2 separate regions of the Homo sapiens genome follow, and region 2 is linked to region 1. Evidence: chromatin loops called from intact Hi-C (ENCODE). Cell type or tissue: endothelial cell of umbilical vein. All regions are shown on one strand. Links, peaks and the distances in the headings refer to the core of each region. The heading gives the core; the rest is flanking DNA.

What was found. Hi-C counts contacts between places; a loop is a spot of excess contacts. Peaks named below come from ENCODE experiments on the same cell type or tissue, not always from the same donor. Only the 100,000 strongest peaks of a DNase experiment are listed, where the experiment ranks them.
Region 2: it touches region 1 in a loop (2.3-fold over the local background); 2 of 110 quality-filtered maps call a loop at or near these places.

The regions. Positions count from the first base shown.
Region 1 is chrX:34,230,507-34,238,856 of GRCh38, forward strand. No RefSeq gene overlaps it. Among named protein-coding and RNA genes, the nearest start is that of FAM47A, 100 kb to the left of the region's middle. In endothelial cell of umbilical vein, for the core only: no CTCF peak of the experiment used is centred there; no DNase peak of the experiment used is centred there.
Region 2 is chrX:34,285,633-34,293,982 of GRCh38, forward strand. No RefSeq gene overlaps it. Among named protein-coding and RNA genes, the nearest start is that of FAM47A, 160 kb to the left of the region's middle. In endothelial cell of umbilical vein, for the core only: no CTCF peak of the experiment used is centred there; a DNase peak (open chromatin) is centred at 3,379; H3K27ac peaks cover 987 bases.

The DNA of each region.
Region 1 (8,350 bases), core at 100-8,099:
CCATGCAACAAACATGCACATCCTGCACATGTGCCCCAGAACTTAAAAAAAAATACTTTTTTTTTTAGAAAAAGAAAACATCTGTTGTCAGAAAGTTGGAGAGATGGCAGAGATCATCTTGTTTCTCTTCTCTCAAAGATCACAGTCTTATTCTACTTATTGTCAAACATCTAAACAAAGTTATTTGATATTTTTTATTGTGGGGGTTAGTACAATATCAGCTTCTCCTCCATGGCCAAAGTGAAACTCCTATTAAGTCTATTTTAACTGGGCTTTCTACCTTCCCTAATAAATTATTTTAGAGTCTTAATAAAAAGATATTTGAGTAAACTGGTGACACCAATAAAATGGTAAAGATTTAGAATCTTTTGTGTAAGTTTAGGTTTATTTTTCAAAGTAATTTTTATATTTTAGTTCAAGTCTAAGATTCATAGAAGTAAATTTACAAACAGGCTAATTCTTAATAACTGAAGATATAATTACACATTGATTCTTTTCCTTTTCACACACACTAACATGAGTTCCTCTGCCCATGTTTTAAAAATATTAATTGGTGTCTTTACCATATGCCTAGAGGAATTGAGTCACAAAGGGTGTCATAGAGAAACACATTGGAGGCTAATATCAGCAAGCCAGTGAATTAAGTCTGATAGGTTATTAAAATGTAGGTACCAACATGGCTATGAAAAATTAATGATAAAACTATTGGGTAGGCCGGGCGCGGTGGCTCACGCCTGTAATCCCAGCACTTTGGGAGGCCGAGGCGGGTGGATCATGAGGTCAGGAGATCGAGACCATCCTGGCTAACAAGGTGAAACCCCGTCTCTACTAAAAATACAAAAAATTAGCCGGGCGCGGTGGCGGGCGCCTGTAGTCCCAGCTACTCGGGAGGCTGAGGCAGGAGAATGGCGTGAACCCGGGAAGCGGAGCTTGCAGTGAGCCGAGATTGCGCCACCGCAGTCCGCAGTCCGGCCTGGGCGACAGAGCGAGACTCCGTCTCAAAAAAAAAAAAAAAAAAAAAAAAAAAAAAACTATTGGGTATAAGAAAGCAAGGAATACAATAATAAGCAATGTTTCAGCCAAAGAATGGAATAAATTAGCATATATAAATATCAGGGGCCAGTAGCACTTATGGTATGCTTTTTCAAACTTAAATCTGGTGTCATTTTTAAAGGGTGCTATTTCTGGGGGAAATGAAACACTCCTCCATTTAAATAATTGATGAATCCCATTAATTCTGTCTTCATAGAATATCCTTAATCCATGTTTGTCTCCACATTCTTACTGTCACATGTTATATCTCATATTGTCCTTGGTTGATATAATAGTCTCTTATCAGGGTTCTTTCTTTCTGATCTTTTCCCATTCTAGTGTATCCTACATATTGCTGACAAATTTAGATTTTGTAGCTAATTGTTCCACAAACTTTTAATGGCTTCCCACAAACTACAGAATAAAGATTATATTCCATAGCCTCAAATTGCATATGCTGTTTAATTTGAGGCCAAATGATCTTTTCTGCTTCATCCTTATACTCTGCTGAGTCAACCTACTCATTATTCCACAAATATGCACATAAGCATGACACTGTTGTTCCTTCTGTTACTTATTCCCACTTTGTTTGTTATAAGAATCTTTCCTCAACCACATTAAAGAGCAAGAATGGAGTCATATTTATCCTTGTGTTGCCAATATAGCCTAGTCTCAGATGAAGTTCAGCAAATGTGGTGAGATAGAGTTCCCACTCTCAGTTCTTTGAAAACTAGGATTTTTATGATGTGTGACAGCTCAGAGCAATGTGTTATCTCAATAATGAATCTTCATTGAGCTAGGTAGGTTCTAGGCTTATGATCCATCTAATTCCACTCCAAGTACAAATTAGACAGATATTGTTTTTGTGTTCCAGATAAATATTACACAGATTTCTGCCAGAGCCAGAGGAAACTCAGGTAGCAAGATTGTTATCACATTCCCTAAGTTTTAATTCTGAATGTCAGCCTGTTTCTAATAGGCCTCAGTGAACTAACCAGGAGGACATATTTTAAAAATAAATAAATGAATAAATAAACTTTGAACCCATTTATCTTTTGCCTAAAAGAAACCCACTTCACCTATAAAGACACATATAGACTGAAAATAATGGAATGGAAAAAGTTATTCCATGCCAATGGAAACCAAAAAAGAGCATCACTTGCTATAGTTATATCAGACAAAATAGATTGCCAGACAAAAACTATAAGAAGAAACAAAGAAGATCATTAGGTAATGATAAAAGTTCAATTCAGCAAGAGGAGATAACAATTTTATGTATGTATGCATCTAACACTGGAGTGCCCATATATAAAGAAAATACTATTAGACCTTAAAAGAAAGATGGACCCCAATGCAACAATAGCCAGAGATTTTAATACCCTACTTGCAGCATTGACCAGATCTTCCAGACAGAAAATCAGCAAAGAAACATCAGATGTAATCTGCAATATAGACAAAATGGATCTAATAGATGTTTTCAGAACATTTCATCTAAGAGCTACAGAATACACATTCTTTCCTCAGCATGTGAATCATTCTCAAGGATAGGCCACATGTTAGGCCACAAAACAAGTCTTAAAACATTCAAAAAATTGAAATAATATCAGCATCTTATCTGACCACAATGCAATAAAACTAGAAATTAATAACAAGAAGAATTTAGGAACCCCTACAAATACGTGCAAATTAAACAATATGCTTCTGAATGACCAGTGGGTCAATGAAGAAATTAAGAAAGGAATTAAAAATTTTCTTGAAACAAATGATAATGGAAACACAACATTTCAAAACCTATAGGATACAGCAAAAGCAGAACTAACAGAGAAGTTTATAGCTACAAGTTCCTACATCACTGCCACCTCCACCTCCCAGGTTCAAGCGATTCTCCTGCCTCAACCTCTTGAGTAGCTGAGACTCCAGGCATGCACCACCACGCCCAACTGATTTTTGTATTTTTTTTTTTTTTTTTTTAGTAGAGATGGGGTTTCACCATGTTAGCCAGGATGGTCTCGATCTCTTGACCTTGTGATCTGCCTGTCCTGGCCTTTCAAAGTGCTGGGATTACAGACTAAGTATTCTAATATTTGTTATATATACAGGAATCCTGATCACCCTTGGGAAGTGATTTTCCTGAGTTTGATCACAACCCAACTTGATAGCTATATGGCAAGTAACTCTTTCACTTGCCTTTCTTCCATGCCACTCTGGTGTATTCATCAAAAAGTACTTTTCCCTTGTCAGCTACTGAGACTTCTATTCTCTATGATAAAAGATTCCATATCCTTATTCCAAACAACTTGCTTACCAATCCCATCTTATCCAGATCCATTAGTGAACCTCCTTGCATTATATTGTAACAATGGCCAAACTACGTAGGTCTCTCTTGAAAACAACATGACTAATTCATATTATATTATTCCTGTGAAATTTATACATAAAAATGCTACTTGTACTCTACCCCAAATCCACAATTTCCCATGACCTATGGCTTTCACTCCTGATATTTTTTGCAATATCAACAGCAGTACTGTCCTCCTAACCAATCAGAAACTGGAGGAGCTACAGGGTATCTATTAATTTCTGTAAGACATCTTCTAATACACAAGAAAGTAACACAAACCTTATCTTCATAGAACCCCTTCATAAGAAGAAATGCATGGCTCATCTGATATTTACAACATCCCCTCCCTTCCAAACCCTGTACAACAATTTATTGGATCATTCAAGTTGATAAAATTAATTAGCTATATCACATAGTTTCTTCAATTTTTTCCAACTACTAATATGTAAATATGGCACAATATCTCACTGGATTCACAACCAATCCAACGTATGAAACAATGAAGTTGTTCAACCCAGAAGAGTCAAGTTTTTCATCAGGTGGACTGTCCATGCCACCCTAACCAGACTGAAGGAATTTGAAGGACTGAAGGTTTCAGCTCTGTTACTGACTTCTTAAAGCCATAAAAACTCTTCCTGATTCAAGTGTCTGATGAGAATGATTCCAACAGCCTCTCCCCCTCCTTCATTTTTTGGTCAATCTTTACCCAAATCTAAATTCCTGTCCCAGTAGTCTTAATCTCTTAGAATTATTGTTAATTTTTGGCTCTTTGGCATATCCAAACTAAACATTAACACAACCCAGAGAAGAATGCACAGCATAGAAAGAAATAGGAGCTATATTTTATTCCCTCCCAGGAATGATCTGTTTAAATATGCTCTTGAGTAAGACATATATTGAGCAAAACGAATATTTCTTTTAAGCTGGAATGTCCTTTTTCTATATACCATAGTCCAACTAATATGAATATATATATAAAGTTATTTAAAGTTTTATAAAATAGTCAAGTTGTAAATTTAAAATTCTCTTCAACACATATATATACATACCAACACACACAAAATAAAGAATTAAACATTTCTAATAATGATTATATAAAATCCACACTTACCATACACCGTATGTTGAGTTGCAGATTCAGAGATAATATTAACATGTGAACATGTATGTCAAATTGTTAGTAATTAGAAAAATATGTGCTAGGTGCAGCAGCTCATGCCTGTAATCTCAACACTTTGGGAGGCTGATGCAGGAAAATAACTTAAGGCCAGGAAATCGATACCATCCTGGACAACATATCAAGACCTTGTCTCAACTAAAAATAAAAAATAAAGAAGTTATCCAGGCATGGTGGTGCATGCCTGTAGTCTCACTCAGGAGGCTGAGGCAGGAGGATCACTTGATCCCAGGAGGTCCAGGCTGTAGTGAGCTGTGGTGGTGCCACTGCACTCCAGCCCGAGTGACAGGGAAAGACCTTGTCTCAATTAAAAAGAATAATGAAAAGAGAGAAAATCACAGGAGTTCAGGAACAATGGGCACACATGTATTCTATTTTTTTCATCATTTTACCTACAATGAATATGTGAAAGAACCATATAGAAATTCCATCATTGTCAGGTATTATGAAGTTTTGCTACTAATCAGGTTTTCTGAGTTTTTTAAGTTAAAAGGGTCTTAAAATATTTTATTATTATCATATTGTCAGTAATTCTCTTCCACATGCTAATATTAAAGCAAGTTATATAGTAAGAATACCAGTTAAGATTCTGTGTTTGATAATCCTCTATGGTTCCTACCCAGTGAGAATGATATAGGACTACAAATACCCAGATTCAATTCTATTCTATTCCATTCTAAGTGGAAAGCAATTCAAGAGAAGAGCTGCTGTGCTCTTACCAGGGGTGTAACAGGGCCCATAATTCCTTAACTCTCATTGAAATACTTTTTTCTAGGTTTTATTTCAGCATAAGTTATTTCAAAAAATAATACACATATTTTAAAAGATATTTCTACCAGTAGTTATTAAGCAAACACTCATGGAACCTCCATTTAAGTCAAAAACAATATCAACCACCTGCCAGAAAATTTCAATTTATTCCTTATTAATTTGAGCACCTTCCTTAAGTTATCTTAATATTTTGGTAATAATTTCCTTCTTTTCCCTGTCATTTTAACACCAGTGATGCATCACTAACTGATATTTTATTCCTATGGTTATAAAGTATAATGTATATGTTGTTTCTCATCCTTTTTTGTTCATTATTTTGTTGCTAAAATTCATCAAGTGGTGTGTATCTATAGTTCATCAATCTTCACTAATTTTATTTATCCATTCTGCTGTCCTGAGTAATTGGGATGTTTCCAGGTTTTTGGCGATTAAATTCAATATTATGAATATACTGGATATGTGTATCTGGTACATATAAGCACTTAGGTCTCCAGGGAAACACTAATATAACTGTCTGCATTGATTTAAATGATCTATTTGTCCTGTCCAATATAGTAGCCAATAGCTGCTGGTGGCTATTGAGCATTTTAAATACAGCAAGTGAAACTAGGGAACAAAGTCTTAATTTTATTTCATTTCATTATGATTAAATTTTATACTTAAATAGATACATGTGACTAGTGTCTGTCATTTGATACCACTGACTAACTTGACAAGTATTTTAATATTAAAGATCCCTGGACTTGAAAGGTGAAATAAGTACTTCTGATTGCACAAGAGAGTTTACAACAAGAAAATTAAAATTAAAATTCAGGACTTTAAATAATTATCTCAAGTGACAGTCAAATGAACAGAGGGTTTATATGTCAGCCTTAAAAAACCATCTCTTATTTCTTATAACATCAGAAGCAACATATCTAAAAATAGGACCCCAAATTAACTGCAATATTTGTAAAATTGCAGTGAAAATTTAATTCATAGATTGTCAAGTTTCAGATGTAAAATTTATAGCATCCATTGGAAAGTAGTGGGACTTTAGGAATTAAATGTGAATATCTTTTAAAAAGAAATCTAAAGATGAAAAAGATATAAGAGACTTAGACTTTCAAGTCTCCCTGATGTTCCCTTGCTGCTGGAAGCTGACTCTCCTTCTGCCCTTGAAGAGACTAGGCTTTACTTATGTTAAGGCAATATAATAACATCAACTCAGGCAGCTGTTTTGCAAGTAGATACATATTCTCCTCAAGTCTCATCACAACCATTCCTTATTTGCTATAGAACTATAAATAACTTTAGACAAGGGTATGCTCTGAAGCAAAAGTGCTAAGTTAGACCTAGAAAGAAATACAGTGTATTCCAAAAGTATTTCAGAAATTGGGGAAATATTTGCAAGAGTAGATTCTGAGGGAATCTCTGGTCTTGAAGCAAGTAGGATATTATAAATTATTGGGCTAGGCTCAATTTACTGATATGGATACACCAAGCAAAAATTTGAGATGACATATATTAAAGTGAATTGGAAATGACTCTAAGAATTTATTTCATTGGTTAATTGAAACTTGGACTTGTGAAGGCTTTTATTCAATGATGTTGAGATGCTAGAACTTTTATGGCATACATTAGTGAAAGAAATACAAAGATTTAGAGAGATAGGGATATTGTAATGGCTTTGTCATGTACATATTAAATATCTATCTCTACCACTATCTTCAATAAGTCCCAGAAACCATGCCCTTTACTGAGGATCTGTGAAATATAGTCATGCATTGCTTAACAACGGGGATATATACTCGCAAATATGTCATTTGAGGGTTTTGTTGTCATGCAAACATCATAGAGTGCACTTACAAAAACCTAGGTGGTATAGCCTACTATACACCTAAGCTATACACCTAACCTAAACCTATTTGTTCCTAGACTATGAACCTGTACAGCATGTTACTGTACTAAATACTGTAGGTAATTGTAATACAACGTAAGTAGTTGTGTATCTAAACATATCAAAATATAGAAAAGGTACAGTGAATATATAGTATAATAGATTAAAAATGATGTATCTGGATAGTGCAGTTACCATGAATGTAGCTTGTATGACCGGAAGTTGTTCTTAGTGAGTGAGTGAATAGTGAGTGAATGTGAATGCCTAGAACATTACTGTATACTACTTTAGGCTCTATGACCACAGTACACTTAGACTACACTAAATTTATGAAAACGTATTTTTCTTCCTTCAATAATAAATTTACCTTAGCTTACTGTAAGTTTTTACCTTATAAACTTTTAAATTTATAAAGGTAGAACGAGTACTTTTGATTGACAGGAGAGCTTACACCTTAAAAGGGGTACTTAAGTACTTATTCCAGCATTTTAACTTCTTGACTCTTTTGTAATAACACTTAGCTTAAAACACAGACACATTGTATAGCTGTACAAAAATATTTTCTTTCTTTATTTTCTTATTCTATATGCTTTTTTCCATGTTTAGTGTTTTTTATTTATTTATTTTTACTTTTGAAACTTTTTTGTTAAAAACTAAGACACAGACACACACTTTAGCCTAGGCCTACATAGGGTCAGGATTACCAATATCACTGTCTTCTACCTCCACACCTTGTCCCCCACTGGAAGGGCTTCAGGGGCAATAACATGCATGGAGCTGTCATCTTCTATATAACAATACCTTTTTCTGGGTACCTCCTAAAGGACCTGCCTGAGGCTGTTTACAATGAGCATTTTTTATAAGTAGGAGTATACTCTAAAATAGCAGTAAAATATAGTATAGTAAATACTAGGTGATAGAAATATTTTAGCTCCTGTATAATCTTATGGAACCACTGTGGTTTATGCAGTCCATTACTGACTGAAACATCAGTAAGTGGCCCATACTGTAACTTCAGGTGGGAACTTCAGCTTCTTGGAAATGTTCTGTGGTATCTTTCTTTTGTACTGCAGATTGTAGGAGATGTCACCATTAGTCTACCAATTTCAGTGGGGTTAACAGTATTTCAGAGTGACAAAGGCTAAGTTAC
Region 2 (8,350 bases), core at 66-8,065, 55 kb after region 1:
GTAAGGGTTCAATAAGTCTTTGGAGAATGACACTATTCATAAATGATGTAAGTTTCAAAGATCATTAGGATGCGTAGGAAATGAAATTACTTGAACAATAAAGATAAATTAAGGATGTTTTAGTGATATGACAGCCCTGAAATTCCCTAATAATGGATTTATTTCAATGGGGGAGAAATTGGTTTCATACTTTAAGCAACAAGGCTCTGGGAGCTATACATAGGACATGCAGGATTCTCAGCTCTTTCAAAAATGTAGGGGAGATAGAGATTTAGGTTTGGATTTTATAGACCTATGGAGGACCTCTTGAATCAAATATTATTTGAATGAAAATGAGTTTAGTTTATGAAGTTTGTCAGATTCAATTTGAAAAGCAAATTACAAATTAAAACACACCCACTTCGTGTAATAATTTTTAAAAATAATCTTAATAGTTTTTTTAATTTCATAGTTTTTAAAAATTTACATTGCACTATCCACAAGCTTCATCTGAGATAGGTAAAATATAATTGAAATTTCAATATTTAGACTAATTATTTGTATTATTAAGAGAGGAATCCTAAGGCAGATGACCTTTTGATTAGAATAATCATAACTATCTTAAGCAAAGGTAGCTGGCATAGACTAGTCTAGAATGGAGGTTGAGAAGTAGATTACTTCAGGTATCAAGTAATAGGCTTTAGAATCTATTCTTGCCTAGCTAATCTCTTAGGGTCTGGGGGCCTTAGAACAGACAAGAGAGGAAGCAGTCAATATATAGTTTAAGGGAGAAAAATGGCCACTGAGGCACAAAATAACAGAAAGATTCAGAAAACTTAGAGAGCAATGATTTCTTAGTCTCAATTTTAAGTGGATTTCTAGTCCATGCTATTCTGTACTCTGCCTTATCACAAAGTCTTTTGCGCACATTCTTGTGTTGGTTCTACACTGAAGAAAGAAGGAGGCTGGTGAAGATGAAATGTGGAGTAACATGAGTGGAAAAAAAGATCAACAGTGATAGAGAAACAAGCAGGGACTCAATCTTTTTGGTGAACAGAAAGTCAGTGTCAAGGAGAACATAACATCCATGAGAGTCCATAAAAAATCTTGAAGACTCCAAATTTCCAAATTCAGGGTAAAAAAGTACAAGGTAAAGACTTACTGTTTAAATGAAATCTCTAGTAAGTAAAGTAAAATTCATTTACTCACCTGTTTTTAAAATTAGGGGGAAAAAGCTTTCTATACTCAGATAAAGAATATGACATACACCCAGGTGTGACATCCTTTATATGAATGCATAAAAGCTCAAAGTTAGATGTGAATGAAATTAAAACAATGTAAGCCCTTATTCTCTCATCCACTCAAATTTACCTCTGGAGAGGTAAACATAATTAAGAAATTTTAAATTTGCAGATTGGGTTCTGTGGAAAGCTGACTCTGAAAATGAGTTTTTTTGTATGAGAGTTTATGATCAACATCTGTGGAAGGAATTGAAGGATGTAGAATTGGTCAAAGATGGAAAGTGGGCTACAGTAAAATTTCAACCAAGGCTTCAGTAGAGCCCATGAAGAAATCTGGGATGATCTTTCACAGTTATTCCACATTGCAGTAAGGGGGTTAGGCCTTTCTATCCTAACAATGACCAGTCACTATGTGTGGGCCCTGTGATCTTAAGAAAAGCAAGAATCTTCAAGAAAAGACTGACAGCCCACAGCTACCAGCAAGCAGCCCAACTACAAGCTAAGAAGTGGAGGGAAATTCTTTAATTCTGAGCAAGGCTCTGGGCAATACATAACAACATTCATTAAAGTATCATCCTAAACATCTTATTTATGCATTTCATCATATCACATGACATATTACAATATAGTTAACACAATACAAATTAGCAAAATCATAGGTTCATTATACTCATTCTACTACATTTTTAAACACTAAGTCTTAGATCTTTCTTTAGTTTAACATACAAAATTTTTATCATTCTTTTAAACAATTACTTAGTTTTCCATAGTATTGTTATACCATAAATTTCATTAACTCTTCTTATAAGAATAAACATTTATGTCGTGTTCTAATATCTTCTATTAGAGGCAATGCCACAGTGAACTTAATTGTTTAGGCTTGCATATATACAGGGTTTTTTGTAAGTATGCATTCTTAGAAATAGCATTTCTGGATCACACATATGGACAATTGTGGTACATGATGCTAAATTCTCCTTGAATTTAGGCCAAAATTCCCCTTGAATTTAGGTCAAAAATAGGTCAGTTCACATGCCTTCGAGAGGTACATGAGACTGTGTATTTTCACAGCTCTACCAAGACTGTGTGTTGTAATTCTTTTTAGTTTTTGGCAATATGATGGAATATAAAAATATATTTTAATTTGAAGTACCCAAATTGATATGTAACTGAACTTAATTTCCCATTGTTGTACATAACTATTTGTTTTTCCTCTGAATCACCTGCTCACATCATTTGTCTGCCTATATTTTTTATTGTTCAACTATTTTTCTTGACATGCAGGCTTTATTTAAAGCTACTCTTTTATTTCTATTCAATATCTTATATTTTAATTTTTGTTTATGGAATCATAGGCCATAAGAATTTAAAACAAACAAAAATAACCTCAGTACACCAATACTAAAATCAGTGAATCAAACAGGAAAAATTATAAATAGCAACCCAAATATGTTTTTCCCTTTACCAAAATTTGGAATTCATCTCCTGTTAGTGATGTTATAGCAATACAGTGTCCAAGAAGGAAAGAAAGAAATCATGCTAGGTATTTCACACAGAGGGGATGCAACGTATTGAATTCTTTATAAACATGTTGATTTAAAGTTTAACTTTTCATTTGACAGTGCAAAAAGAAAAAGAAAAGGTGGGGAAGTCAAGGAGGTCCCACCCCTTGACTTCTCAGTATTATTTTCAGGTACTTCTTTGGTCAATCCTAGAAAAAAACTGTTCAACAAATTGTTGATCTTTAGTTTCCTCTCAATTTCTCTTTTGTTCCCCACTTATAGTATCAAAATATGTTCTTTTCCCTTAAACAAAATGTCTCTAGCAGTTTATTTCTGCCCTGAAGCCTTCCAATCACAGAAAGAAACAATCAAAAACCCATTTATCTTGCGAAGCTATTTGTAAGATAATGAGTCAGCTCTTTTCAACCTTGCAATCTTTTAAAGAACCACAATAAAAGGAAACTACTTAAATTCTCAAATTAATTTATTCTGGAGGAAATTGGGAAGCCATGTATGTATATAAGGTGGTATAAAAAACAGGGCAGACAGCAAGTATGTATGTTTGGGAGGGCAGTGCTTCAAATCATTCCACGTACATGTGTCATTTACTCCTCCCACAAAGATATAAAATGCAGGAAATCAACCCACAAAGTGTAGCCAGGTTTCCTTTTCCCCTGTGAACTGGAACACTTGGAAAAAACCAGCGTGTCTAGAAAAACAAAAGATAATGTTTTCTAAGAAAACAGTAACATGGTTTCAGCAGAAGAAAGCCATATGAGTGTGCTTAATGTTAAACATGGGAGCTAAATGTTCAATTCAAAATATTAGTTTTAACTGTTAGCCCTTTGTGCCACTTTGTGACATTAAAAATTTCATACACCTTTCAAGCCACAGTCTCTACATCAATAAAATGTGAAGATTTGACAAGTCAAGTGCCCAAATTCCTCTCAGATTTAAACGTTCTGTAGTCTATGATCCTGGCTTTCTAGGTCTTTAAGCAGTACAGCCACTCTCTTCAAAACCAGACAGCACCTCTCCCTCTGCTTTAGGGGAATTCAAGAGATATCAGATTAATGGGACACATTATGATTAGTAAGTCTAGAACATTGGAGTGCATCAAGTCATCTGGTGATTTTACAAAAAGACAAAAAAGCTCAGGCCCCTCCTTGAAAGTTCTGGGTCAGTAAATTTCAGTAAGGTCCCATATCCCTGCAATTTTAACAAGCTTGCCAGGTGTTTCTTATGCCTACCAAAGAACTACTGGTTTCAATTTTGGCATTTATATATAATCTCTGACCTACACAGTGGTCTAATTTCAACATCAAGGGGTTAGGATAGACTTGAGTGTTTTTTTCCTCTATAATTTTTCATATATATATATATTTGCTCTTACAGTAGAAATCCATTTAAGTAAACTGCACTACTGGAAAATTAGTCTTTTCAAACTGATAGACCTTTTGCTATCACAAATTATTGACTGCTCTGGATACAATTTTGTGATTTTGAAAACTCAAGGTGTAAAATACACTTTGCAAATCTCTCTGAGAAAGATTGCTTCAGAAGTTGAGAAGCAATCAACTTTTGCTGGGCACAGTGGCTCATACCTGTAATCCCAGAAATTTGGGGGGCCAATGTGGGAGGACTGCTTGAGCCCAGAATTTCACTGCTTGATCCCAGCTGCAGTGAGCTGGGATCACACCACTGCACTCCAGCCGGGGCAACAGAGTGAGACTCTGTCTCAAAAAAAAAAAAAAAATTTTGAGAAGTGCTGTGTGGGAGACTCCTAGCATAATGAGCAGAGAAGAGGTGCTGTCCAAAGTCACCATGGTGCCAGGATGATAGCGGTATCATTTGTATCATGGGATTTAAAATATTTGAGTTCAAACACTTCCTGAGAAAATACAAGAATCATTTTTAACGCTAATACTGAACACATCTTTGACTCTAAATCTCTCATTTTTTCTCCACTTACAAAGAAAGGAGCGTCCCTCCTCCTGAATAAAACCTAAGTAATCTGTCTCTGAATTTGATCCCATCCAATTCTGAATCCTTAGGTCCTTTTCCCATTCTCCCATCACAGACATTATAGCACCTTCCCATCTCTCCTTCATTTATGATGGTTTTTGTCTACTTTGAGATATGCACTGGTCTCCTCATCCTTTGTCAGATAAAAAATGACTGTTACCTGCATCTGCTGCTTCCTCTAATACACTCCTGTTCCTCACCTTCCTTTCACTACCAAACATTTCACATAAAAGTTCATGAATTACTTCACTCATCTTCTCCATAAAAACCAGCCTTCTTATTTATGTTATTCTGAATACCAAAATGCACAAAATCTAGTTCTCTCTCTCTCTTTATATATCTATACGTATAGGAAGGTAGATAAATATAGATATATCTAATTAGCTAAATCCAATGCCTTTTCTGCCTTCTTCACATTTCTTCACCTACTTTGTATTTTTGCTAAATATGTCACTATTCACCCACCCACTCTGATCAATGAAAATGTTAGTATTACTACAATAGCAAATAAACTGTGTTTCACTTGTCACTAAGTACAAAACTTTAGTGGCTTAAAATAGCATATGTGTTTCTCTCTCATGAAATAAGACCAACATGGGTTAGTTGTGGAATGTGGAAGAGAGGACTCAGCTCATCAACATTCAGGGACTCAAGATGGAAGAATGGTGACCTCTTGAATATTATCATTTACCAAACCAGATAAAACTCTAAAGTGTCTCACACCAATTATTAATTTCTTCAGCCTAGAAGTTGCACATGTCAAGTTCTCTCACACAATATTGTCCAAAATTACACAGCCCACCAAACCATAGATAGTCCAGGAAATGAGATCTCCCAGTTGCTTAAAAAGTAAAGAACCAGAAATATCTTGTGAGATGCATAATCCATACCACAAATATTTTTAAAAATCCTAGGCTTACTTAATACTAAATTAGTATGGTGTTCCACTTTGGTTTATTTTATATTTCTTCTTACACTGCCCCCACATACTGTAATAACCCTATATTCTACTCTTTCTGCACTAACACTCCTATAGACCTCACCAACTTTCATGTAGTTAATTATCTCTTCTATGTCAATAATTTTTAACCTATATTTTCAAATATTCTTCTACTACTTGTATCACTCAATAGCAGACAGGGTATGTGAAATAGGTCCTGGAAAGTGACTTCACTTTATGATGAAGTCACATTATTAAAAAGCTGTCCTATAACATCATAAGTTCCATAAGCAAAGGCTTAAGAATGAGAGCTCTTCAGTGGTAACACAACAGGAAATATCATCTTGGGATACAGGGAGATAGATGGCTACATCTTTCCCTTCAATTTTTCAAATAATAGACTGTATTGTATCTGATAAGAGAAGATTTATAATCAAATACAGCAAATATATTTCAGCACATACTGTGTGTCAGACTTTGTGTTAGGAGTGTTCACGTTTATTGTCTTGCTTAATCCTTACAGCAATAAAAGAATCTAATGATTTAAGATAAGAATATAGAGGTTTAATAATAAAGAGAATAAAATAAGTCTTAGGAAAAAGCAGAAATACTTTAGAACTTTCCACCCAATCTCATTCACAAGTAACTTTGTGATAATTACTGTAAAGGCAGAATGGTTTGAATACCAAGACCTCTGACTGTAGACATTCCTATTGCAGGCAACATTTTAAAAATTTCATTCGATGGATCTCATGATCTAGTAGTAAAATTGCTATGCAGCGTTTTAAACACAAAACTATAAATACTTTATGAATTATCTAAGAAATTTTCAAATTTAATTTCTACTATATGTGATTTTTTGGTCACCCCATCTCTGCAAGGTAACATGCAAATCTGTCACATATGTATACTTCCTGTAATTAGGACAACTAAGATTCCCACTTCCATACAGTGACATTGATTCATAACCTTTTTCTATAACAAAACAATGGCACTTTTTACATAATACCACAGTTATAACATAAGTGTGAGGAGGTAACTCTGTTACCTCCTCAAATATTTTTCTACTCCCACTAGCAGCCGCAGATAGAAATCCTATAAAACACAGTATTTTAAAAGAGACAAAGTGACAGCTAATATACCATAAATAAGGGGAGTCCATCTGTATAGAGGACCAAATATAACTTTCTGTCTGACACATTCCCACTACTCAGCCCTTCTGCAAATGCAGAGACAAGTTACTTGTTTCAGTCTTTAAAAAATGTGTCATTAACCCAGAAGCTTTGCCCTGTTCTTTTGCCTCCAATCTGCTTTATCACCATTTGCATAATTAGTCCATCTGAGTACTACTTTGTTGCCTGTACCCCCAGATCTATTCTACCAATGCCAGCAGGAGGACCAGAAGGGGCTCAAGGAATCATGCACTCTATCATTTTATAAAAGGAGAAGCTCTGGTTCTTAATTGATCATTACAGCAGTTACAGATGAAGGGATTGAACCCAACTGTGTGTTAACATTGTCAAAGGAACATGTAACTAGATTCTACCAGGAAAATTCAACAAAAGTTTAGCCTTTCCATTTTTAACTGTGGCTACAATTTTCAATGCAGTATTTTCAGGACAAAAATGTAGTCCCTAAAAAATGTTCTCCTCCTGTGTTGAGGGCTACAGAAATGAGTACTTTCAGAATATAGCAAATTTTACAGATGGCATCATGAAATACCGTATTTTCTCTTTCTTTTCATGCTATACTATGCTTGCCTCTTACTTACCTTACTGATCCTCTTTTATTTCTTTCTATTAACGTCTGTTCTATGGTTTCTTTTTATCCTGACAGTGTTTTGATATCTCCTAACTCAAAATTTTTGGCTAGTTCTCCTAACTTCTGTTCTTAGCTCTCTTCTCTAATGTAATATTTCTATAGTTGAGTCCACCAGTAATGACAGCCATGTTCAACAATTCTGAAACACAGCTGGGCGTGGTGGCTCATGCCTGTAATCCCAGCACTTTGGGAGGCCAATATAGGTAGATCACCTGAGGTCAGGAGTTCAAAACCAGCCTGACCAACCTGGTGAAACCCTGTCTCTACTAAAAATACAAAAAATTAGCCAGGAATGGTGGCAAACACCTGTAATCCCAGGTACTTGAGAAGCTGAGGCAGGAGAATCACTTGAACACTGGAGGTGGAGGTTGCAGTCAGCCAAAATTGCACAATTGCCCTCTGAAAATTGTTTCCATAGCCTTATAATCTGGGAGAAGCTGAGGTTAAAAAGTTTAAGAACATAATAATTAAGGTTAATAAATCTGGATAGGGTTAAACTTCAGCTCCATCACTTACTAAATATGTTTTAATTTCCTCTTACATAAAATGAGGATATGGCAACATAATTCATGTGATTATTGCAAAGATCCCATTAAAAATATTTGTAAAGCACTGAACACAGTGCTTGGCACATAGTGTTTACAGAATTTGAGGGCAAGTAACTTGATAAGTTTTGGATGGGTCCCCACTAAAATCTCATATTGAATTGTAGTTCCCATAATCCTTACATGTCATGGGAGGGACCTGGTGGGAGGTAATTGAATCATGGGGGTAGTTACCACCATGCAGTTCTCGTGATAGTGATTCTCATGAGATCTGATGGTTTTATAAAGGGCTTTTCC